Linked DNA regions of Homo sapiens: region 2 is linked to region 1. A link is an interaction called in ENCODE POLR2A ChIA-PET data of the cell type or tissue named here. Cell type or tissue: A673. All regions are shown on one strand. Each heading gives the region's core, and the rest is flanking DNA. Links, peaks and the distances in the headings are about the cores only.

What was found. Peaks named below come from ENCODE experiments on the same cell type or tissue, not always from the same donor. Only the 100,000 strongest peaks of a DNase experiment are listed, where the experiment ranks them.
Region 2: POLR2A ChIA-PET joins it to region 1 with 11 read pairs; 2 of 35 experiments call an interaction of 5 or more read pairs at or near these places.

Annotation. Positions count from the first base shown.
Region 1 is chr4:2,439,819-2,445,181 of GRCh38, forward strand. CFAP99 (cilia and flagella associated protein 99) reads left to right here. Exons shown (of 16, transcript NM_001193282.4): 5 at 3,312-3,424; 6 at 5,313-5,363. Among named protein-coding and RNA genes, the nearest start is that of CFAP99, 24 kb to the left of the region's middle. In A673, for the core only: CTCF peaks have their summits at 2,038 (motif pointing left) and 2,250; a DNase peak (open chromatin) is centred at 2,013.
Region 2 is chr4:2,289,935-2,295,297 of GRCh38, forward strand. The region is part of intron 8 of ZFYVE28 (zinc finger FYVE-type containing 28); the gene reads right to left. Among named protein-coding and RNA genes, the nearest start is that of MXD4, 31 kb to the left of the region's middle. RefSeq lists a silencer at 1,153-1,202. In A673, for the core only: no CTCF peak of the experiment used is centred there; a DNase peak (open chromatin) is centred at 3,117.

The DNA.
Region 1 (5,363 bases), core at 58-5,057:
GTGTCTGCTCTTCTATTACTATCTTGACATTTTTTTTTTTTTTAAGACGGGGTCTCGCTCTGTCGCCCAGGCTGGAGTGCAGTGGTGCAATCTCGGCTCACTGCAACCTCTGCCTCCTGGGTTCAAGTGATTCTCCTGCCTCAGCCTCCCAAGTAGCTGGGATTACGGCATGTGCCATCACGCCTGGCTAATTTTTGTATTTTAGTAGAGACAGGGTTTCACCATGTTGGCCAGGCTGGTCTCGAACTCCTGACCTCAGGTGATCCGCCTGCCTCGGCCTCCCAAAGTGTTGGGATTACAGGCGTGAGCCACTGCGCCCAGCTTGACATTCTTTTTTTTTTTTTTTGAGACGGAGTCTCGCTCTGTCGCCCAGGCTGGAGTGCAGTGGCAGGATCTCGGCTCACTGCAAGCTCCGCCTCCCGGGTTCACGCCATTCTCCTGCCTCAGCCTCCCAAGTAGCTGGGACTACAGGCGCCCGCCACTACGCCCGGCTAATTTTTTGTATTTTTAGTAGAGACGGGGTTTCACCGTTTTAGCCGGGATGGTCTCGATCTCCTGACCTCGTGATCCGCCCGCCTCGGCCTCCCAAAGTGCTGGGATTACAGGCGTGAGCCACCGCGCCCGGCCGACATTCTTAATAATTGCTGAACAGGCGGGGCATGGTGCCTCACGCCTGTAATCCCAAAACTTTGGGAGGCCAAAGCTGGAAGTTTGCTTGAGCCCAGGAGATCAAGACCAGCCTGGGCGACAGAGCAAAACCCCATCTCTACAAAAAAATATTTTTTTTCTTTTGAGGTGGAGTCTCACTCTGTCCCCCAGGCTGGAGTGCAGTGGCGTGATCTCCGCTCACTGCAAGCTCTGCCTCCCAGGTTCATGCCATTCTCCTGCCTCAGCCTCCCGAGTAGCTGGGACTACAGGCGCCCGCCACCACACCTGGCTAATTTTTTTTGTATTTTTAGTAGAGACAGGGTTTCACCATGTTAGCCAGGATGGTCTCGATCTCCTGACCTTGTGATCCACCCGTCTCAGACTCCCAAAGTGCTGGGATTACAGGCGTCAGCCACCGCGCCCGGCCAAAATTTTTTTTAAATTAGCCTGGCATGGTGGTGCTTACCTGTAATTCCAGCCACTCACGAAGTTGAAGCAGGAGGATCACTTGAGCCCAGGAGTTTGAGGCTGCAGTGAGCCATGATTGTGCCACTGCACTCCAGCCTGGGTGACAGAGCAAGACCCCTTCCTAAATGATAATAATAATAATAATATAATAATAATAATAATTGTTGAGGCCGGGCACAATAATCCAGCAGTTTGGGAGGCCGAAGTGGGTGTATCCCTTGAGGTCAGGAGTTTGAGACCAGCCTGACCAACACGGTGAAACCCCGTCTCTATTAAAAATAGAAAAAAATTAGCCGGTCATGGTGGCACGCGCCTATAATCCCAGCTACTCAGGAGGCTGAGGCAGGAGAATCACTTGAACCTGGGAGGCGGAGGTTGCAGTGAGCTGAGATGGCGCCATTGCACTCCAGCCTGGGCGACAGAGCGAGACTCCATCTCAAAAAAAAAAAAAAAAAAATTGTTGAACAAAGATCCATGTTTTGTCTTGCCCTGGGTCCCACAGTGGTGGAGGTGGCCCTGGATCAATCTCGGCCTGCAGAGCCCCAAAGCGCCAGCCCAGGACAGAGTGCTCAGGGGCTGCTGCAGGGACTCCCTAGGAATTTGGGGCGCTGGCCACACAGCACCGTTGGGGACAGGGTGGTGCCCCCAACACTGGTGCCTGCACACTTACCAACTCAGAGAGCCTCTGGAGGCAGATCCATGTGAATTGCCCACGTAAATCCCCAAGGGAACTGCCCAGGAGACTGCCTCCCTCCATCCCACACCCCATGCCCCGCTGGGCCATGCCTATCCCATTGGGGTCCTTCTTCCTGCCTCGGGGCTCCAGGAAGAGGCCAGCCTGGGCCTTGAAGAAGGGGAGCAAGCTACTGGGACGCCACCTTGTGGCCTCTCCAGGGAAGCCCCTGGGCCACACCTTGGGTGCTGGTACCACCATGGTCAGGAGTGGTGGGCGGTGACATGGTGTGGCTCCCAGGAGGTGGCGCTCCTCACTCTGCAGGGAGTGGCCCTGAGACACCTGTAGGGGGCTGATGGCCCCACAGCTCCAGGGAATCTGCCCGCTGGCAGAGGGGGAGTCAGACCCACCGCAAAGCCCCACCCCAACTCCAGCAGGTTCCGGGTAGGGCTGTCCCACCACACCCCAGTGAGGATGGGGGCCTCAATACAGGGCTGTGTCCTGGTGGGAGCACCCCAGCTGAGACGCTGAGTGTGGGGATGGGGTTTGGAGATGGAGGGATTGGGTGGGGGCAGGGACCAGTGCTGAGTCTGTCCCAGGGGACTCAGGAAAGCACAAAAGGTCTGCTCCCAAATGGGGGTGGCCAGAAGGAAGGTAAGTAGAGACCCCAGCCTCGGGGCAGGGAAAATGGCCCCCTTGAGGGAGGAAGCAGTAACAGCGTGCAGCTGAAATGGGAAGGGGTGGGAAAGGGGGTGGAAGCAGCTGCGGAAGGCTCTAGAGGGATCCCTGGTTTCCTCTGCATGGAGAAGAGAAGGGCGTGGAGGCCCGAGGGGAGGCTGCTGGGGAGGGTGGCCACCCTGGGGAGGCACAGCAGTGACTGCAGGCCCTGCCTGGCCGGCACACAGAAGCCGCCATCCTGCCCACCATTACCCCCGCTCAGCCCGTGCCTCCTCGGCCACCTCCCAAGTCAACTCCCTGCCCCCAAGACCACCATTCAGGATGTGCTTCTGGGGCCGTCACCATGGAGCCCCGGACCCTCGGCTCCCCATCCAACTGGCTTTCGGGAAGTTGACTGGACAAGGCCCTCCAAGCTGAGGATGTGCCGCCAGCTTCTCAGGCACCCCCTCCCCACGGCAGCCCACCCAGGGACCCCGGGGGCTGCTCCTCCCAGCTGGAAGGGGAGCCAAGGTCCAGGCCTCCAGCACCAGCATCAGAGTTCCGTGGTGACAGTCCCAGAAGCACACCCTGCGCGGTGGCCTTGGGGGCAGGGAGCTCACTGGGGGTGCTGGGGGCCTTGGGGGCAGGGAGCTCACTGGGGTGCTGGGGGCCTTGGGGGGAGCCACTGGGGGTGCTGGGGGCCTTGGGGGCAGGGAGCTCACTGGGGTGCTGGGGGCCTTGGGGGGAGCCACTGGGGGTGCTGGGGGCCTTGGGGGCAGGGAGCTCACTGGGGGTGCTGGGGACTTTGCCCGGTGAGGGGTTGGGCCCAGGGCTCCGGCCCCCTGACAGCCCCCGTCCACCCCAGTTCCTCAGGTTCTTCTTCAACCCCCTGCACCTGTGCTCATGGATCAAGGATGAGTGGAGCCTCATCTACGAGCCAGCCCACGTGAAGGAGAACTGGATCGACCCCCTGATGAGGTAGGCTGGATGGGGGGCTCTGGGGGCCCTGAATGGCATCTGCACCCCATTCCAGGTGCCTCCACGGGCACGGGAGCTCCACGTTCCCCTTCCTGCTCCCAGAAGCTCTATGAGTGTCAGTAATCACTCCGTGTTCGGATGAGATCTTCGGAGAAGCCCCAAGTCCCAGGCTGGCCCCACAGCCTCGCGGGGAGGAAAAGACGTGGTCCAACTGCCCAAGCCCCAGCCTGGGCTCCCTCCATGCCAGTCAGCTGACACGTGGCGGGTGGCTGAAGGCCATTTCAGGACTGGCTGAGTGAATGGGGCAGAGCCGGCCCTTCTGTGCTGGAGCCTACATGCTGGCTGGGGCTGCGTCAGTGGTTCTAGTCCTGTGGGGACTCTGCAGGGCCTTTGGCCTCTCTGCAGATCCCAAGAGTGCGGAGTAGGGGTGAGGGTGGAGGGAGCTGAGGAAGCCACAGATCAGTTCCTGGTGGATTCTGGGGTCTAGATATCTCTCGGGGTCCCCAAGCCTGCTGCCCTCATGCTGCCCTTGCTGCCTTCTCCTGCCTCCCCAGCAGGCCTGGGGCAAACTCCGGGGCAGGCCAGAACCCCCAGGCAGAGGGGTCAGCACAGTTGCTAGGGCCCTGCCTTGTGCTCCATGGAGAGGCCTGCTGGGGCCTGAGTGCAGCTGAGGGGCCCCCCAGTTTTTTCCCTTCTGATAGGACTTGAAGGGATCCACTTTTTCTTCCTAAGGACAGACAGACAGGCTGTTTTGGCCCAAGCAGACCACTTAGGTGCCAGCTGTGTGCAGAAGACCTGGAGGCCCAGGGGAGATGGAAGCCGTTCCTGTGGGGAGAGGAGGCCCTGGAGATGTTCCTTTACCAAGGGGAAGTCCCCAGTCCCACCCAGTCCACTCCTGGCAATCAAGATAAACCTCCAAAGGAAGGAGTAGGAGTGGCCCTGCTGGTGCCCCTACCTTGTGCCCCAGGCTAGACTCACTGCCCACTCAGGGGCCCCCATGGCCTGGGCCTGCAGGGTTGCCTCTGGGAAGCTACTCAGCTCAGTTCCCGTGAGCCCCTCTTCCTGCGCCACCACCCCCATTCAGGCTTCCTCTGCCTACTCTAGGACCAGCCCCTCTCCCCAACCTGCCTCAAGTTGGGAGCACTGGGGCCTGGCCCTGGCGAGACCCCAAGACTCCACTTGCTATGGGCCCTGGACCATGGCTCTTAAGGTGAGGGAGGAGCTATTTGAAGCCATGCCCTCTGCCCCCTGGGAGCCCACACAAGAGGATACTTGATAGGCTGATGATGGTGGGCTGTGCCCATGCTGGGTGTGGGACATGGAAGGGGGAGCCCCACACTCGGGCGGCCTGGCAAGGCCCTTCCCAAACCCCTGCTCGACAGCACCCCCACCCAGAGGCTGTACCAAGGACAACTGGGCTCCTGCCCCACCTGACTCCACAGCTCCATTTCCAGGAGTCACCAACAGTATAGTTCCAGAATGTTCCTTTCCAAAAAGCTCCTTTCTCCACTGCTGGCTTCCATCTGCTCCAGCCCAGATTGGCTTCCTGCATCCTGGCTACTGCTTGTCCTCAGAGCCCCTGGATTCCTGCAGCAGGGCTGTCCCTGTCCTCCCAGCTCCCCACTCACCAGCATGGCCCAATGCCTCTGGGCCTATTTCCTGTATCTGTACAAGGGGACTGCGTCTGTATATGTTTCAGGGGTTTAGTTGACAGCGTGTATGCCTACAAGTAGAAGCCACTTCGTGAAGTGAGGCCGTCCATCCCACTATCACCTCCACCCCAAGGTGGACCCAATCGCTGCGGGAGCCCTCTGGATCCTAAAGGCCATCGCCTTATTGAACAGCTTAGGGAGTGACCATAAGAGGTGTTTCCACTTTTGCCTTCAAGATGGCAGCCAGAGGTCCAGGAGCTGATCAACCACCTGGAGGGCGTGTCTGC
Region 2 (5,363 bases), core at 82-5,081, 150 kb before region 1:
CAGCACTCCTCACCCCAGGGATGCTCTGCAGAAGCTCAGGGGGAGGACAGACACAGACAGACAGTGGACAGGCCCAGGGAGCCGCTGTCCTTGCGGAGGCCAGCCCAGCTCAACAACTGACAGACAGCCAGGCCTCAGCCAGCAGCGTGATGGCAGGCCCCGTCAGAGCCACCCCCCGGTCACCAGGCCCCCAGCCTGTGCCCCAGGGGACTCACGTGCAAGATCTCCTCAGGGGACAAGGCCGCCCATGCTGGCAACCCGGAGCCCAGAGAGAGCAGCCCATATGGGGATGGCCCGGCAGTCCCCAGGACCATGCCACCTGGAAGGTGTGTGACCACAAGCCTGCCTGCCTTCTCCGAGGAGCTGGGGTCTCCTCAGCTACAGAACAGGGTCTCGAACTCTTGGCCTCCCAAAGTGTGATCCTTCAGAGGATCACAATGTGCCTGGTGAGACAGGCAGGTTGCAGGCCCCAAGGGCCACTTTGCCAGTCGTCATGGTGACCCCTCCATGATCCCGTAGCTACCCTGACACTCCTGTCTGTTGGCCCTCTCCAGCTTTGTCCTCTCGTGAGGATGCAACGCTGCTCACTGATGGCCCCCAGGAGATGTCTCCAAAAGCCGGGGGCCATGGGGGCAGGTGCAGCAGAGCAGGACACGACCACACCTGCCCCCTGGCCCCAGAGCAGCTGCTGACGTCCACGGCTCACCAGGTCCTTCAAGAAGTCAGCTCCTCTGGGACGGCCTCACCCCTCTCCTGCTGTGGGGCAGGGGCCAGGCCAGGGCTGGGCCAGGGGCCAGGCATCGCCTTGGGGTGCTCACCTGGCTCCTTGCTTCCCCTATTAAGTCCAAGCACAAGCCGAGCAGTGGTGGGGAGGGGTGGGGGCCATAATCTGGTCCCTCCTGGCCCAGCCCTGCCTGGCCAAGATCTGGACTCTGGGGACACAGTGAAGCCCAGGCCTAGACACAGCCCAGCTCTTGAAAAGATCCCACTATTATTATGGTCTGGGAAACTATCCCTTTATGTTTTTCTTCGTAATTACATAAGCAATACATGTGCACCCTAAAAAAATGAGGAAATGCAGATTAGCGAAGAGTGCCTGCACGTGTGCTCCTGCCCCCGGCACACGAGCGGGAGGAGCTCCTGTCGCCCTTCTCGTCTCGCACCTTGCAGGCGCTTTTGCTGCTTTAAAAAGCTCTCTGAACAGAAGCCACCACAACTGGCGAGTCTCAGAGAGGTGGGTGAAGTCAGCTGAGGACGGCATCCTGGTCTCCGGCTGCAGCATCACCGCGGTTGAAACCCGCTTCCTCTTGCTTTCGGCTCAGTGAAGGTGGGAGGAGATGCTTGGCTTTCGAGAAGGGGCTGTTCCCCCTGGAATTTTCCTGGTCCCATGGGGTGGAGGAAAACGACCCCTTGAGAATGCTTCCTGGAGCCACTGGGGAGCAAGTGGCTGGCACCTTCTCACCTTCTTGGGCTCACGGGGAGGCCCCATCCCCTTCTAGGCTCCCCGAGGAGGGGCCAATGCTTACCAAGCAGGCTCCACTGCAGCCAAAGCCCCCGCTTCCACCCCTTGACGGGCTCCCTGATGCTGCCAGGAGCAGGGAGTAGGGCCGGAAGTGGCCCTGAGTCCCCTCTCTCTCCACCTCAGACACTGCTGTGTGCCTCACTGAGACCTGTCCTGAGGGACAGGGCTGGGGGTCCTGGGGTCAGGAGAGCGGGAACTGAGAGCTGCACCTCAAGGGGCAGCACTACAGGCCTGGACTCTGCCCAGCTCCTTCTCCTGGAGCCCCCCTCGGAATGGCAGCCTGCCACACTTGCCGATGCCCATCCCACTCCCCACACGCCTGGCTGGTGGAGGACATGAACCCTGCCTGGGTGGGCCCCAGCGTCTGTGCCCTGGGAGGCTGAGGCTGGACAGCCACCAGCCAGTCCATGGTGCTGCACTGGGCCAAGGAGCTAGGGTGGGGAGCAGAGGGGGCCGGGCTGCAGGGCAGGAGTTGCAGGGAGAGTCAGGGATGTGAGTGTCTCAATGGGCCAGGCTCCAGCACGTCCTCCCAGGCCTTGCTGCCTTCCAGCCCTCAGTGCCACCTCCTTTCCACTTAGCCTAGAGCCAGCACGTCCCCCAACCAGGCTCCTCAGTCACATCCAGGTGCTCTGGGACACAGCATGGGGGGCTGGGAGGACACCATGCTGCAGAGCCTGAGAGGCACAGGCTGAACCCTGGGATGGGTCCTGCAGGCGGCCGGAGAGCTGGGTTGGAAGGGATGGCCCAGCCATGAAGCGAACAGGAATGCCACAGACATGGAGATGCCCACCTTGAAGGCAGCTGTGGGACTCAGTGAGACCCAGCTGGCAAAGCTCCCTACATCTTCGTCCAGGCAGCCATGGGCTGAACGATGGTGGCTCCATGCCAAAGGGACAGGGAGGGAGGCCACAGCATAGGGCAACGCTAGGTCGAGGGGCAGACAGGGACAGGAATAGGAGGGCACAAGGGGTCTACAAGCAGGTCCCCTGGTTTGGCATGGACAAGGGAAGCCGATTGCAGGGGCAGGGCTGTGGCGAGGGCCAGATCAGGTCATCGAGTGCCTGATAACAAGTCAGTGCCTCTGAGGGGACGTCAGGAGGATGGAGCAGGGTCAACGGATTACTCAACACTGCAGCAAAGAAACTCCATTCACGGAATAAGATGATAATTCAACAGACAGTCTGCTAGAAAGACATTGATTTTGTAGTCAAAAATCTTCGCACAAAGAAAACTCCAGGCCCAGATGGCTTCCCTGGTGAAGTCTGTCTCACATTTCAAGCAGAAATAATGCCCGTTCTACACAAGCTCTTCCAGAAACCCGAAGAGGTGGAGCACTCCCCAGCTCCTCCTGGACAGCCATGCTCCTGCACCAGAAAAAGGCATGACAAGAAGACGGCTGCCTGACAGTCCTCTCAGACAGATGCAAAATCCTACTGAAGTTCAGCAAATCAAAGCCAACAGTAAATTCAAAGGCTAATACCTCATGACCATGTACAGTTTGCCCCAGGACTGCAAGGCTGGCCGAACATCTGAACATCAATCATTGTGACTTATTACATTAATAGGCTAAACAGGAGAACCATGTGATTACGTCAAAGAATGCAGAAAAAGCATTTGAGAAAATCCAACATCTGTTCTTGATTAAAAAAAAAAAAAACCTCTTAGCAAATTAGGAATAGGAGAGAACTCCTTTTTTATTTGAGAAGATGAAGGTCATCTGTGAAAATCCTACAGCTCAAATCACACTTAACAGTAGATACTGAATGCTTGGGAATAAGGCAGAATCATCCTGTTTCATTGTTTTCATTCGACGTTATACTGGAGGTTCTGGCTGGTTAAAAAACACAAGAAAAAGGAATACATATAGGACGTACAATTGAAAACAAGCAAAACTGCTTTTCTTCTCAGATGACAAGATCATCTATGTAGGAAAACTGATGAAATCTTTGAAAAAACCATAACTAATAAAGTGAGTTTAGCAAGATCAATCTGGAAGATTAATCTTCTAGAAGATCAGCCGGGTATGGTGGCTCAAGCCTGTAATCCCAGCACTTTGGGAGGCCGAGGCAGGTGGATCACGAGGTCAGGAGATCGAGACCATCCTGGCTAACACGGTGAAACCCCGTCTCTACTAAAAATACAAAAAATTAGCTGGGCGTAGTGGCAGGCACCTGTAGTCCCAGCTACTCGGGAGGCTGAGGCAGGAGAATGGCGTGAACCCAGGAGGCAGAGCTTGCAGTGAGCCGAGATCACACCACTGCACTCCAGCCTGGGTGACAGAGCAAGACTCCATCTCAAAAAAAAAAAAAAAAAAATCTTCTAGAAGATCTACAAAAATCAGTTATAGCTATATTACCAATGAACAATTACAAATTAAAATTATAAAACAAACCAATTGACAATGGCATCACAAAATATAGAATACTTGAGGATTCATCTGACAAAAGATGTGCAAGACCTGTACAGTTAAAAACCATAAAACTTTGCTGAGATAAATTAAAGGCCTAAATAAATAAAGAGATATACTATGTTTATGAACCAGAACTATTATTAAGATGCTAATTCTTTCCAAATTACTACATAGATTCTACATAATCCCAATCAAAATCCCAGCAGGCTTTTTTTTTTTTTTTGGTAAAAGTTGACAACCCTAAAATTCACATGGAAACAGAAAGGAGACAGAATAGCCAAAACAACCTTCAAAAGAAGATAAAGCTGGGCACTTGCACTTCCAACTAAGGCTTATTATAAAGCTACCATATTTAGGACAGTGTGGCATTGGTGTCAATACAGGCAAATAGATTAATAGAACAGACTGGAGAGTTCAGATGTAAACCCACCCCATGTGGTCAGCTGAAGATAAAAATGCAAAGGCAATTCAGTGGAGAAGGAATAGTCTTTCCCAACAAATAATTCTGGAATAATTGACTTTCCTTATGCAAAACAAAAATTGATCCATGCCTCACACCATATACATGAGTTACTTCAAATGGAATACTGTATAGATCTAAATGTAAAACCTAAAAGCATAAGACTTCCAGAAGAAAACATAGAAAAAAATTTTTGTGACTGTGGGCTATGAAAATAATTCTTAGATATGGCACCAAAATCACAATTCATAAAATAAAAAATTGATAAATTGTACTTCATCAAAATTAAAAAGTTTTGCTCTTCAAAAGATACTGTTAGAATGAAAAGACAAGACAAGATTGGGAGAAAATATTTGAAAATCACATAACAGAATTATATCCAGAATATATAAAGAACTATCAGTACTCAATATGGATAAACAACCCAAGTGAAAGAAACAGCAAAAGATGTCAACAGACGCTTCACCAAACAACCAATGACAAATAGCACATGAAGCGACGCTTGAGTCGATGAGGTGGTGTGCCTGTAGTTCCAGCTAATTGGGAGGCTGAAGTGAAGTAGGAGGATTGCTTGAGCCCAGGAGTTCAAGGCCAGCCTGGGCAACATAGCGAGACCCTGTCTCTAAAAAATTACTTAAAAAAAAAAAGATTTTCAACATTATTATTCCTCAGAGAAATGCAAATTAAAACTACAACGAGGTACCACTTCACACCTATCAGAATGGCTAAAAAGCCCACCATACCAAGTGTTGACAAGGACACAGAGGAACTGAACTCTCATATGCTGTTGTTTATCATATGCCAATCATATTTCAATAAAGCCATTTACAACATTTTTTTGTTTTCGTTTTTTGAGATGGAGTGTCACTCTGTTGCCCAGGCTGGAGTGCAGTGACGCAATCTTGGCTCATGGCAACCTCTGTCTCCCAGGTTCAAGTGATTCTCCTGCCTCAGCCTCCCAAGTAGCTGGG